Linked DNA regions of Homo sapiens: region 1 is linked to region 2. A link is an interaction called in ENCODE POLR2A ChIA-PET data of the cell type or tissue named here. Cell type or tissue: Panc1. All regions are shown on one strand. Links, peaks and the distances in the headings refer to the core of each region. The heading gives the core; the rest is flanking DNA.

Region 1 (5,375 bases), core at 227-5,226, 69 kb before region 2:
CGTGTCTGTTAAAAATACAAAAATTAGCCCGGTGTGGTGGCGTGTGCCTGTAATCCCAGCTACTCAGGAGGCTGAGGCAGGAGAATCGCTTGAACCCAGGAGGTAGAAGTTGTAGTGAGCCAAGATCACACCACTACACTCCAGCCTGGGTGACAGAGCGAGACTACTGAGACTTCATATCAAAAAAAATAAAAAGCAACCGCTATTTTATTTTTTCATGATTCTCTGGACCAGCTGGTGGTTCTGATTTGGCCTGACACATTCAGGGCTGGGTAGTCTGGAATAACCTCACTCACGTATCTGGGTCCTCACCTGGAATGAGTGGCTGGGATGATTGGAGCTTCCCTTTACGTACATTATCCCCCTGGAGGGAGCTAGTCCAGGCTTACTCACATGACAGTGCAGGAATTCCTAGGGGCAAGAGAGGGCAGGCTTGTCAAGCTTCTGCTTGCATCACATGTGCTAGTGTCCTGTTGGCCAAAGCAAGTCACATATCCAAAACTACACCCGAAAGTGGAAAAGTAGACTCTGTCTCCTGTTGATAGAAGCATAAAATCACCTTGCAAAGAGGCATTCACACAAAGGTGGGAGGGAGTATTGTGGCTATTGTTATAAACAGGGAGCAGCAAGCTCTCCCAACAAGTTGTGTCCATGTGTACATCAGGTTGTAGCCTTTGTGGACAGTCCGAGATAATTCTGTTGCCTTGCTGCACAAATGATGTCACACTTCACCCTTTCACTCAACACATTTTTATTGTAACAGGATCATAGAGAAGGCAGCATCTTCATATGCTTGGGGACACAAAGGAAAGGGTATATTCTCCTTTATTTATTTTTTTTTTTTTTGAGACAGGGTCTCACTCTGTCTCCCGGGAGTAAGTTTTGTCTGGCTGGAGCTTCAGGTATCACCCAGGGACTCTGACATGTTTAGGGAAAAAGGATCAAAACCAAAAATGCATTGGCGTATTTCTCATATGACTTGCCCAGTCTACATATACAAAAATGGTCACGTGTATTTACTGTACTTTTTAGTAGATAGGATACAGAAGGCAGTTCTGACCCATTAGATCTGAAGGGGAAATCGTGTTTAAAGTCCTGGATTTGGCCAGGTGCGGTGGCTCATGCCTGTAATCCCAGCACTTTGGGAGGCCGAGGCGGGTGGATCACCTGAAGTCAGGAGTTCGAGACCACCCTAGCCAACGTGGTGAAACCCCATCTCTACTAAAAATACCAAAAATTAGCCAGGCGTAGTGGTGGGCGTCTGTAATCCCAGTTACTCGGAAGGCTAAGGCAGGAGAATTGCTTGAACCTGGGAGGTGGAGGTTGTAGTGAGCTGAGATCGCGCCACTGCACTCTAGCCTGAGTGACAGAGCAAGATTCCATCTCAAAAAAAAAAAAAAAAGTTTGTGTAAATTGAGGCCAGGCGCTGTGACTCATGCCTGTAATCCCAGCATTTTGGGAGGCTAAGTTAGGTGGATCACTTGAGCCTAAGAGTTTGAGACCATCCTGGCCAACATGGCGAAACCCCCATCTCTACATAAAATACAAAAACTGAGGTGGGAGGATCACCTGATCCTGGGAGGTTGAGGCTGCAATGATCCTGCCTCTGCACTCCAGCTTGGGCAACAGACTGAGATCCCATGCCAAAAAATAAAAAATAAATTTGTATAAGCTGATGTATGTGCCAGTAAGTCAATAGTCTTAGAACCCTGGGGACTTTATTTATTTTATTTACTTTTTTGAGATGGAATCTCTCTCTGTCACCCAGGCTGGAGTGCAGTGGCATGATCTCGGCTCACTGCAACCTCTGCCTCCCAGGTGCAAGTGATTTTTCTGCCACAGCTTCCCGAGTAGCTGGGGTTACAGGTGCGCACCACCACGCCCAGCTAATTTTTTTGTATTTTTATTAGAGATGGGGTTTCACCATGTTGGCTAGGCTGATCTCGAACTCCTGACCTCAGGAGATCCACCCGCCCTGGCCTCCCAAAATACTGGGATTACATCCTTGAGCCACTGTGCCCAGCCAACCCTGGGGACTTTAGAACAATCCATCTGTTTTATGAAATTATACTTATGTTAATTTTTCAAAAAAGTACTAGTCTTAATTCAGGGTGAATATTCTCTTATCCTCTGCCGCTGAATCTTCTGTTTCTTCTAAGATATATATGGTGACTGGAGTAGGGTGGGGTGTATGTACTGTTTTCTTCTTTTTCTTTTCTTTTCTTTTTTTCTTTTTCCTGTTTTTTGTTTTTTTTTTTTTTTTTTTTTTTGAGATGGGATCTCATTCTGTGGCTCAGGCTGGAGTGCAGTGGCACAGTCCTGGTTCATTGCCGCCTCGACCTCCCGGGCTTAAGCAATCCCCTCACCTCAGCCTCCCAGTGGCTAATTTTTGTAATGACAGGGGTTTGCCATGTTACCCAGGTTGGTCTCCAACTACTGGGCTCAAGCAATCTGCCCACCTTGGCCTCCGAAAGTGCCGGGATTACAGGTGTGAGCCACCACAGCCAGCCATATGTAATGTTTTCTGAAGCACTTTCATTAAAGACAGGAGGAACCTAGAGGATGCAGCCAGTGATAATCAAAAAAGTAGAAAGGGTGAGGCGTGGTGGCTCATACCTGTAATCCTAGCGTTTTGGGAGGCCGAGGCGGGAGGATCACTTGAGCTCAGGAGTTCAAGACCAGCCTGGGCAACATAGTGAGACCCTGTCTCTATTTAAAAAAAAAAAAAAGTAGAAAGGAAGCACACTAACAGTTACCAGTAGCTACTCAACAAATAGTGCCTTCCATACCTTATTCCATCTAATCCATAAAACAAACGAGTTAATACCTCAACCAGGCAGCTGAGCAAACTCAGGCATGTAAGTTAAAAGGTGCCAGGGTGCCAGTGGGGCAGCCTTGTTACTGGGGTGAGATTATCAGGACTGATTGGGAAGACACTGTCACTTTCTCTGAGTCATCCTACTGAAACGGGAAAAGTTCCGTTGTCCCCTTGCAGGGCATGCGATGGGGGTGTGGCTTGCTTCTTCAGTGCCCCACTGCTCAAACCTCTAGGGGGCATACAGACCAGTCAGGCTGTGGGGCTCTGACCCCATGGCAGTGTCTAGGGGTGGATGTTTACAGCTCCTGAAGCCCCAGTGGGCATATGTTACAGGGTGCCTTTTTAGTTTTGCTCCTGTCTATAGGCAGCTTGTATTAACCAGCTCAATTAGACCCTCCACCTTGTTGCAAGGACAGAGGGCTTTCTGTATCCTGGGTTCTTGCCTTGGTGTACCAGAAGAATCGGATCACACCTGGGCTTAGAGAATGAGTGCAAGGTTTTATTGAGTGGAAGTAGCTCTCAGCAGATGGGGGAGCCAGAAGGAAAATGAATTTCCCCTGGAGTTGGGCTGCTTAGTGGCCCGGGCCCTCCTCCTACTGCCCCTGCCAAACTCCACATTGTTTTGCTGGTCAATGACCTGTCATCATGCTGTGCTCCCGACATCCTCTCGACATCCACCCAGTTGTGTGTTCCTCCACCCGTGTGTTTCTGTAGACATCCAGTTGCTTGTATCTTCTTCCACTGATCCGCTCCTCTGGACATCCAGCTGCTTGTGTGCCTGCCTGCTAGGGTCTCGGGGATTTCTATAGGCACAGGATAGAAATGGGGGCGTGGCAGGCCAGGGTGGTCTTGGAAAATGCAACATTTGGGTGCAAAGGCAGGAGTGCCTGTCCTCACCTAGGTCCATGGGCACAGGCCTGAGGGTGGAGCCCTAGCCAGGGACCCGCCCTTCTCTACCCAGCACTTCCATAGCCCCCTCCCATATCACTACCAGCATGCTAAAATACAAGAACAAGCAGAGAATCTGGGGTCAGACGAGGGGCAGATCGCCAAAACTCAGGTTCCTCCACCGTCATGAGGGGTGACACTGCCCGCCTCGCTGGGCTGTTGTGGATCACTGAGATAGTCCACATGAGGACGCAGCATGGGGCATGCTCCATGTCAGCCTTTAGAAATGTTGTTTACTGGGCCGGGCACGGAGGCTCACGCCTGTAATCCCAGCACTTTGGGAGGCTGAGGCAGGAGAATGGCATGAACCCAGGAGGCAGAGCTTGCAGTGAGCCGAGATTGCACCACTGCACTCCAGCCTGGGTGACAGTGAGACTCTGTCTCAAAAAGAAATGTTTATTTATTGCCTCTGAGCTCCCATCTCCAGCCCTCAACCCCATGACCAGCATTCAGCTGCCTCCCTCTACATTTATCAGAATGAAATCAGCATGGCACCATCAAGGGAGGCCACCTGATGCCCTTGAGGACACCCAGCCTGGGCACCATCCAGTCAGGACATAGACCATCTCCTGTCTTCTCTCCCCTGCCCCAAGGAAAGTGCAGGAGGGCAAAGTGGGGAGCCCTGATGCTAACAGCATGTCACAGGCAGGCGTCTATCAATGTTGACAACTTGTTTTATGAGTGACATTTAGTACAATGCTTAGAAGAAAAAACCTCCCTCAAAAAGTCTAACAAAGGGCTGTGTAAAGACTTATTTGGCACCTCTGTTGGAGAGGACTTCGTAGCCAAATACAGCAGATGTGGGAGGTGCATAGCCAAAGTTTTTATTGGTAATCATCTTTTTGTTCACAGAAGTGGGGCAGTGTTCAAGAGCCGTATGCCAGGCAGAGGTTAGCTTTGTTCTCCTGGGGTTTTTCGTTTATTTTTTTAAGTCCTAAAATGTCTCTGTGGTTTGTTTTTCATTTGGAAAATGGAAATGGCATCTCATGCAGTGCAAATGCACAGAACACCTCCTGAGTGTCAGTTACTGTGGTGTGAGCCGAGGATTCTTAAGAAGTCTCTCAACAACTATCGCAGATAGGTACATTCCCATTTTAATGAGGCTCAGATAAGTTAGCACTACCAAGCCTGCGTGATTCCGAACTGGGCACTCAAACATCATGCTGGTGGGATACTGGGATATTTGTAAGATGCATGAGAAGCCTTAGGTGCACTCATATCTTGCTAGGTCTTCTGTTCTTCCTCTTTTCCCTTCATTATAGTTGCTTTATCTCCCCAGAATCTTGTTTCTTCGGCCATCTTAGCACATCCTTCACCCTTACCATATAGTGTTGGCAGCAGAAGGATGACCCACAGAGTAAGAGCCGTGAGAGCAGAGACTGTGTCTGGCTTGATCCTGGGAGGTCACCGTATTGATGCTGAACTTAGTGAGGGGTACCACTGGGTTGCCTAAGGAGGGGTGAACCGGCTCAGGTCAGAAACAGAGCAGGTCAGAACTCCCCTGCTGATCAGTAGTGGGGTCACGCCTGTGAACATAGGCAACTTAGTGCAGCCCTGTCTCTGATTTAATTTAAAAAAAAATTGTTTTGGCCAGATGTGGTGGCTCACA
Region 2 (5,375 bases), core at 64-5,063:
CCGTGTGCCACCATACCCAGCTTAATTTTTTTGTATTTTTAGTAGAGACGGGGTTTCACCATGTTGGCCAGGCTGGTCTCAAACTCCTAACCTCAGGTTATCTGCCTGCCTCAGCCTCCCAAAGTACTGGGATTGCAGGCGTGAGCCACCTCACCTAGCCTCAAACACATCTTTATTAATCAAAATGGGAACCATTACAATCAACACATTTTTGCCAACAAGAAATAAGTTTATTCCTGTATTGTAAAAAGTTGTGCTTTGGGATTTGACAAACTCTTGGAAAGCATTTTTTGCATCTGAGGCAGGACAATAGACTCTGGAGGCAGGGAACATAAGGCCAATTCACACTTCAGCTATAACAGGAAATATCCTCTCCATAGGGTGTATGCCGTAAATAACTTTGTAACTTTACTTCATCCTCTCCATTTACATGGGGCATACCCGAAATAGCCAATGGAATCCTCTAGCGGGTATTTAAACTCCCAAAAATTCTGTAACACGGTCTTTGTGCCCCTCTGCCGAGGCCCACTCCCACACTGTGGAGTGTACTTTCATTTTCAATAAAACCCTTCATTCCTTCCTTGCTTTGTTTGTGTGTTTTGTCCAATTCTTTGTTCAAGACACCAAGAACCTGGATACTGTCCACCGTTAACACATCCTGCTGGTTGTGGAAGCATTTTCCCTGCAAAAAGTTGTTGAGATGCTTGAAGAAGTGGTAGTCGGTTGGGGAGAGGTCAGGTGAATACGGCGGATGACACAAAACTTTGTAGCCCAATTCATTCAATTTTTGAAGCGTTGGTTGTGCGTGTAGTTGGATGTTGTCATGGAGAATTGGGCCTTTTTTTCTTTTGACCAGTGCCGGCTGCAGCCCTTGGTTTTCAGTGCATCTCATTGATTTGCTGAGCGTACTTCTCAGATGTAATGGTTTTGCCTGGATTCAGAAAGCTGGAGTGGATTAGACCAGCAGCAGACCACCAGACAGTGACCAGGACCTTTATTGGGTGCAAGCTTGGCTTTGGGAAGTGATATGGAGCTTCTTCGCTTGGTCCAGCCATTGAGCTGGTCGTCGCCAGTTGTTGTATAAAATCCACTTTTCATTGCACGTCACAATCTGATTGAGAAATGGTTTGTTGTTGTTGCATAGAATAAGAGAAGATGACACTTCAAAACAATGATTTTTTTGATTTTTGCTGAACTCATGAGGCACCCAGTTATCAAGCTTTTTCACCTTTCCAATGCACTTTAAATGCTGAACAACTGTAGAATGGTTGACGTTGAGTTCTTCAGCAACTTCTCCTGTAGTTGTAAGAGGATCACCTTCGATGATTGCTCTCAATTGGTCGTTGTCAACTTCCAATGGCCGGCCACTATGCTCCTCATCTTCAAGGCTCTCATCTCCTTTGCAAAACTTCTTCATTTTCTTCTTCTTCTTTTTTGAGATGGAATTTTGTTCTTGTTGCCCAGGCTGGAGTGCAATCTCGGCTCACTGCAACCTCCACTTCCCGGGTTTAAGCGATTCTCCTGCCTCAGCCTCCCCAGTAGCTGGGATTATAGGCATGTGCCACCACACCCGGCTAATTTTGTATTTTTATTTTTATTTTATTTTGAGACAGAGTTTCGCTCTTGTTGCCCAGGCTGGAGTGCAATCGTGCAATCTTGGCTCACTGCAACCTCTGTTTCCTGGGTTCAAGCGATTCTCCCATCTCAGCCTCCCGAGTAGCTGAGATTATAGGCGCATGGCACCATGGCCGGCTAATTTTTGTATTTTTAGTAGAGACAGGGTTTCATCATATTGGTCAGGCTGGTCTCGAACTCCCAACCTCAGGTGATCCACCTGCCTTGGCCTCCCAAAGTGTTGGGATTACAGGCGTGAGCCACCATGCCCGGCCTGCAAAACTTCCTGAATCACCACCACACTGTACATTCCTTAGCAGTTCCTGGGCCAAATACGTTTTGATTTTGTGAGTTGTCTCCTCTGCTTTACGACCCATTTTTAACTTGAATAAGAAAATCGCTCAAATTTGCTTTTTGTCTAACATCATTTCCATGGTCTAAAATAAATATAAAATAAACAGCAAGTAATAAATCATTAGTCAAACAAAAAGCGAGAAATGTGCATTAAAGCGGTGTATAACATAACCACACTTATTTAAGAATGCATTCTAATAGCAAACGGCAAATTTCAACACTGCAAACACCACAATTACTTTTGCACCAAACTTAACAAAATGAATCGTGTAAGCCCAGCGATCCATGGGTTAATAAGCCCTCCAGGTGATTCTGATGCACACTTGGCTGGCTACGGCAGCTGTCCTCCCTCTCCTCCTCCCCTCCCTCCAGACCTTCCTCCCTTCTTTTACTTCTCTACTTCTCCTCCTCCTCCTCTCTGTCGCCCAGGCTGGAGTGCAGTGGTGCAATCTCGGCTCACTGCAAGCTCCGCCTCCTGGGTTCATGCGATTCTCCTACCTCGGCCTGCCAAGTAGCTGGGACTACAGGCGCCCACTACCACGCCCGGCTAATTTTTTTTTTTGTATTTTTAGTAGAGGCAGGGTTTCACCATGTTAGCCAGGATGGTCTGGATCTCCTGACCTCATGATCCACCGGTCGGCCTCCCAAAGTGCTGGGATTACAGGCATGAGCCACCGCGCCCGGCCAACCCCTACTCCCCTTTTAAGGAAAGGGAACTGGATAGGTCTTTCCCACTGTTATGCACACACAAACCCAGTTATCTCAGAAAATCTGGAAAGGGGATTTAGCATTTTTTCTTCTTGGAGTTTAGGGATTGCAAAGTGCTTTCTTTGCAGGTGAAAAATCAGATAATCGGCCGGGCGCGGTGGCTCACGCCTATAATCCCAGCACTTTGGAAGGCCGAGGCGGGCAGATAACGAGGTCAGGAGATCGAGACCATCCTGGCTAACACGGTGAAACCCCGTCTCTACTAAAAATACAAAAAATTAGCCGGGCGTCGTGGCGGGCGCCTGTAGTTCTAGCTACTCGGGAGGCTGAGGCAGGAGAATGGCGTGAACCCGGGAGGCGGAGCTTGCAGTGAGCCGAGATTGCGCCACTGCACTCCAGCCTGGGCAACACAGCGAGACTCCCTCTCAAAAAAAAAAAAAAAAAAGAAAAAGAAAAATCAGATAATCAGCCTTAGTGAACCTAATTATAAACCCCGTTGCCTTTACAAGCCTCATTCTCTGTAGTCTGTAGTCTCAAAAACCTATGAGAAAGAAGTTGAGTGATTTATCCCTGACACAGAAAAGTTTCCTTTTTTTTTGAGATAGAGTCTTGCTCTGTCACCCAGGCTGGAGTGCAGTGGCGCGATCTCGGCTTACCGCAACCACTGGCTCCTGGGTTCAGGCGATTCTCCTGCCTCAGCCTCCCAAGTAGCTGGGATGACAGGTGCATGCCATCAGGCCCAGCTAATTTTTGTATTTTTAGTAGAGATGGAGTTTCACCATGTTGTCCAGGCTGGTCTCGAACTCCTGACCTCAGGTGATCCACTGGCCCCAGCCTCCCAAAGTGTTGGGATTGCAGGTGTGAGCCACCACGCCCAGCCTCCCTGACACAGAAAGTTGTATGAAAACGTAAATGATCTCAGACCACTCCAACCCGAAGAACAGAAGGGGTTAAGGCTTCATTACTTTGTAGATGTTTTCAACATGGTGCTCTGGGTCATGGATTGGAATAAACCCATCACCTATCACTCTCTGCAGGAAACGCCTGGGATCCACATGGGTAGAAGTATAAGCATTTGTCTGTCCTCCCATCTGGGGAAGGGATACAGGTTACTCCCTTTAGCTGTCCCCTCAGAGGGCTTGGTGGAACGGAGGTCAATTCTCTGGACTTTGAGCTGTCAGTCTTCTCCTGTCATCTAGTCCCTCTTGCTGGGTTTCCAGGTTAATAAAATGAGAAGCAAAAGGCTAAAGAAGGTTTTTGAAATTACTCAGCTTGTAAGTGGCTGAGTTTTTGTTTGTTTTTAGTACAAAAAAATTATAATGAGGTAGAATTTGCCTATGTTGCAGGTCAATGATAATCTAAAGCTGTGCTGTCCAATATAGTAGCTACTAGCCACATGTGGTTATCTTAAATTAATTGAAGTTAAAAATTCAGTTCCGCCGGGCGTGGTGGCTCACACCTGTAATCCCAGAACTTCGGGAGGTGGAGGCAGGTGGATCATGTGATCAGGAGTTGGAGACCAGCCTGGCCAACATGGTGAAACCTCGTCTCTGCAAAAAATACAAAAATTAGGCCGGGCGTGGTGGCTCATGCCTATAATCCCAGCACTTTGGGAGGCCAAGGTGGGTGGATCACCTGAGGTCAGGAGTTCGAGACCAGCCTGACCAAAATGGAGAAACCCCATCTCTACTAAAAATACAAAATTAGCCAGATATGGTGGCACATACCTGTAATCCCAGCTACTAGGGAGACTGAGGCAGGAGAATCACTTGAACCTGGGAGGCGGAGGTTGTGGTGAGCCGAGATTGTGCCATTGCACTCCAGTCTGGGCAACAAGAGTGAAACTCCGTCTCAAGAAAAAAAAAAAAAATTAGCTGGGCGTGGTGGCACATGCCTGTAGTCCCAGCCACTTGGGAGGCTGAGACAGGAGAATCGCTTGAACCCGGGATGCAGAGATTGTGCCACTGCACTCCAGCCTGGGTGACAGAGCAAGACTCCCTCTCAAGAAAAAAAAAAAAAAATTCAGTTCCTCATTCGCACTGACCACATTTCAAGTGACCAGCAGCTGCGTGTGGCTAGAGGCTACTGTATTGTAAAGTACAGATACAGAATACTTCCATCACTGAGGGATGTTTTGTTGGATGCACTGGTTGTCATATTATTATTTTTTCATTTCTCTTTTTCTCTTTTTGAGACAGGGTCTCACTCTGTTGCCCAGGCTGGAGTGCAGTGGTGCGATCTCAGCTCATTGCAACCTTTGCCTCCCGGGCTCAAGCGATCCTCCTGTCTCAGCCTCCTGAGTAGCTGGGACCACAGGCACACACCACCATGCCCAGCTAATTTTTTTATTTTGTGTAGATACAGGGTTTTCCCATGTTGTCCAGGCTGGTTTTAGAACTCCTGGCCTCAAGTGATTCTCCCATCTTGGCCCAGCAAAGTGCTGGGATTACAGGGATGAACCACTATGCCTGGTCTATTCAACTATTCCTTAAATTTTTTTTGTTTTTTGGACAGCATCTTGGTATGTTGCCCAGGCTAGTTAGAAAGTTAGAACTCGTGGCCACAAGCAATCCTCCTGCCTCAGCCTCCCAAGTTGCAGGGATTACAGATGTGAACCACTGTGAATGGCCATTGGACTATTCTTTTGGTTAGTATTACATCCCTACTGTGTTCCTGGCACTAGTGTAGGTGCTGGGCTA

Evidence for each region. Peaks named below come from ENCODE experiments on the same cell type or tissue, not always from the same donor. Only the 100,000 strongest peaks of a DNase experiment are listed, where the experiment ranks them.
Region 1: POLR2A ChIA-PET joins it to region 2 with 5 read pairs; 3 of 35 experiments call an interaction of 5 or more read pairs at or near these places.

The regions. Positions count from the first base shown.
Region 1 is chr6:107,077,250-107,082,624 of GRCh38, reverse strand. The region is part of intron 3 of BEND3 (BEN domain containing 3); the gene reads left to right. Among named protein-coding and RNA genes, the nearest start is that of BEND3, 36 kb to the left of the region's middle. In Panc1, for the core only: no CTCF peak of the experiment used is centred there; a DNase peak (open chromatin) is centred at 2,391.
Region 2 is chr6:107,008,138-107,013,512 of GRCh38, reverse strand. No RefSeq gene overlaps it. Among named protein-coding and RNA genes, the nearest start is that of MTRES1, 17 kb to the left of the region's middle. In Panc1, for the core only: no CTCF peak of the experiment used is centred there; no DNase peak of the experiment used is centred there.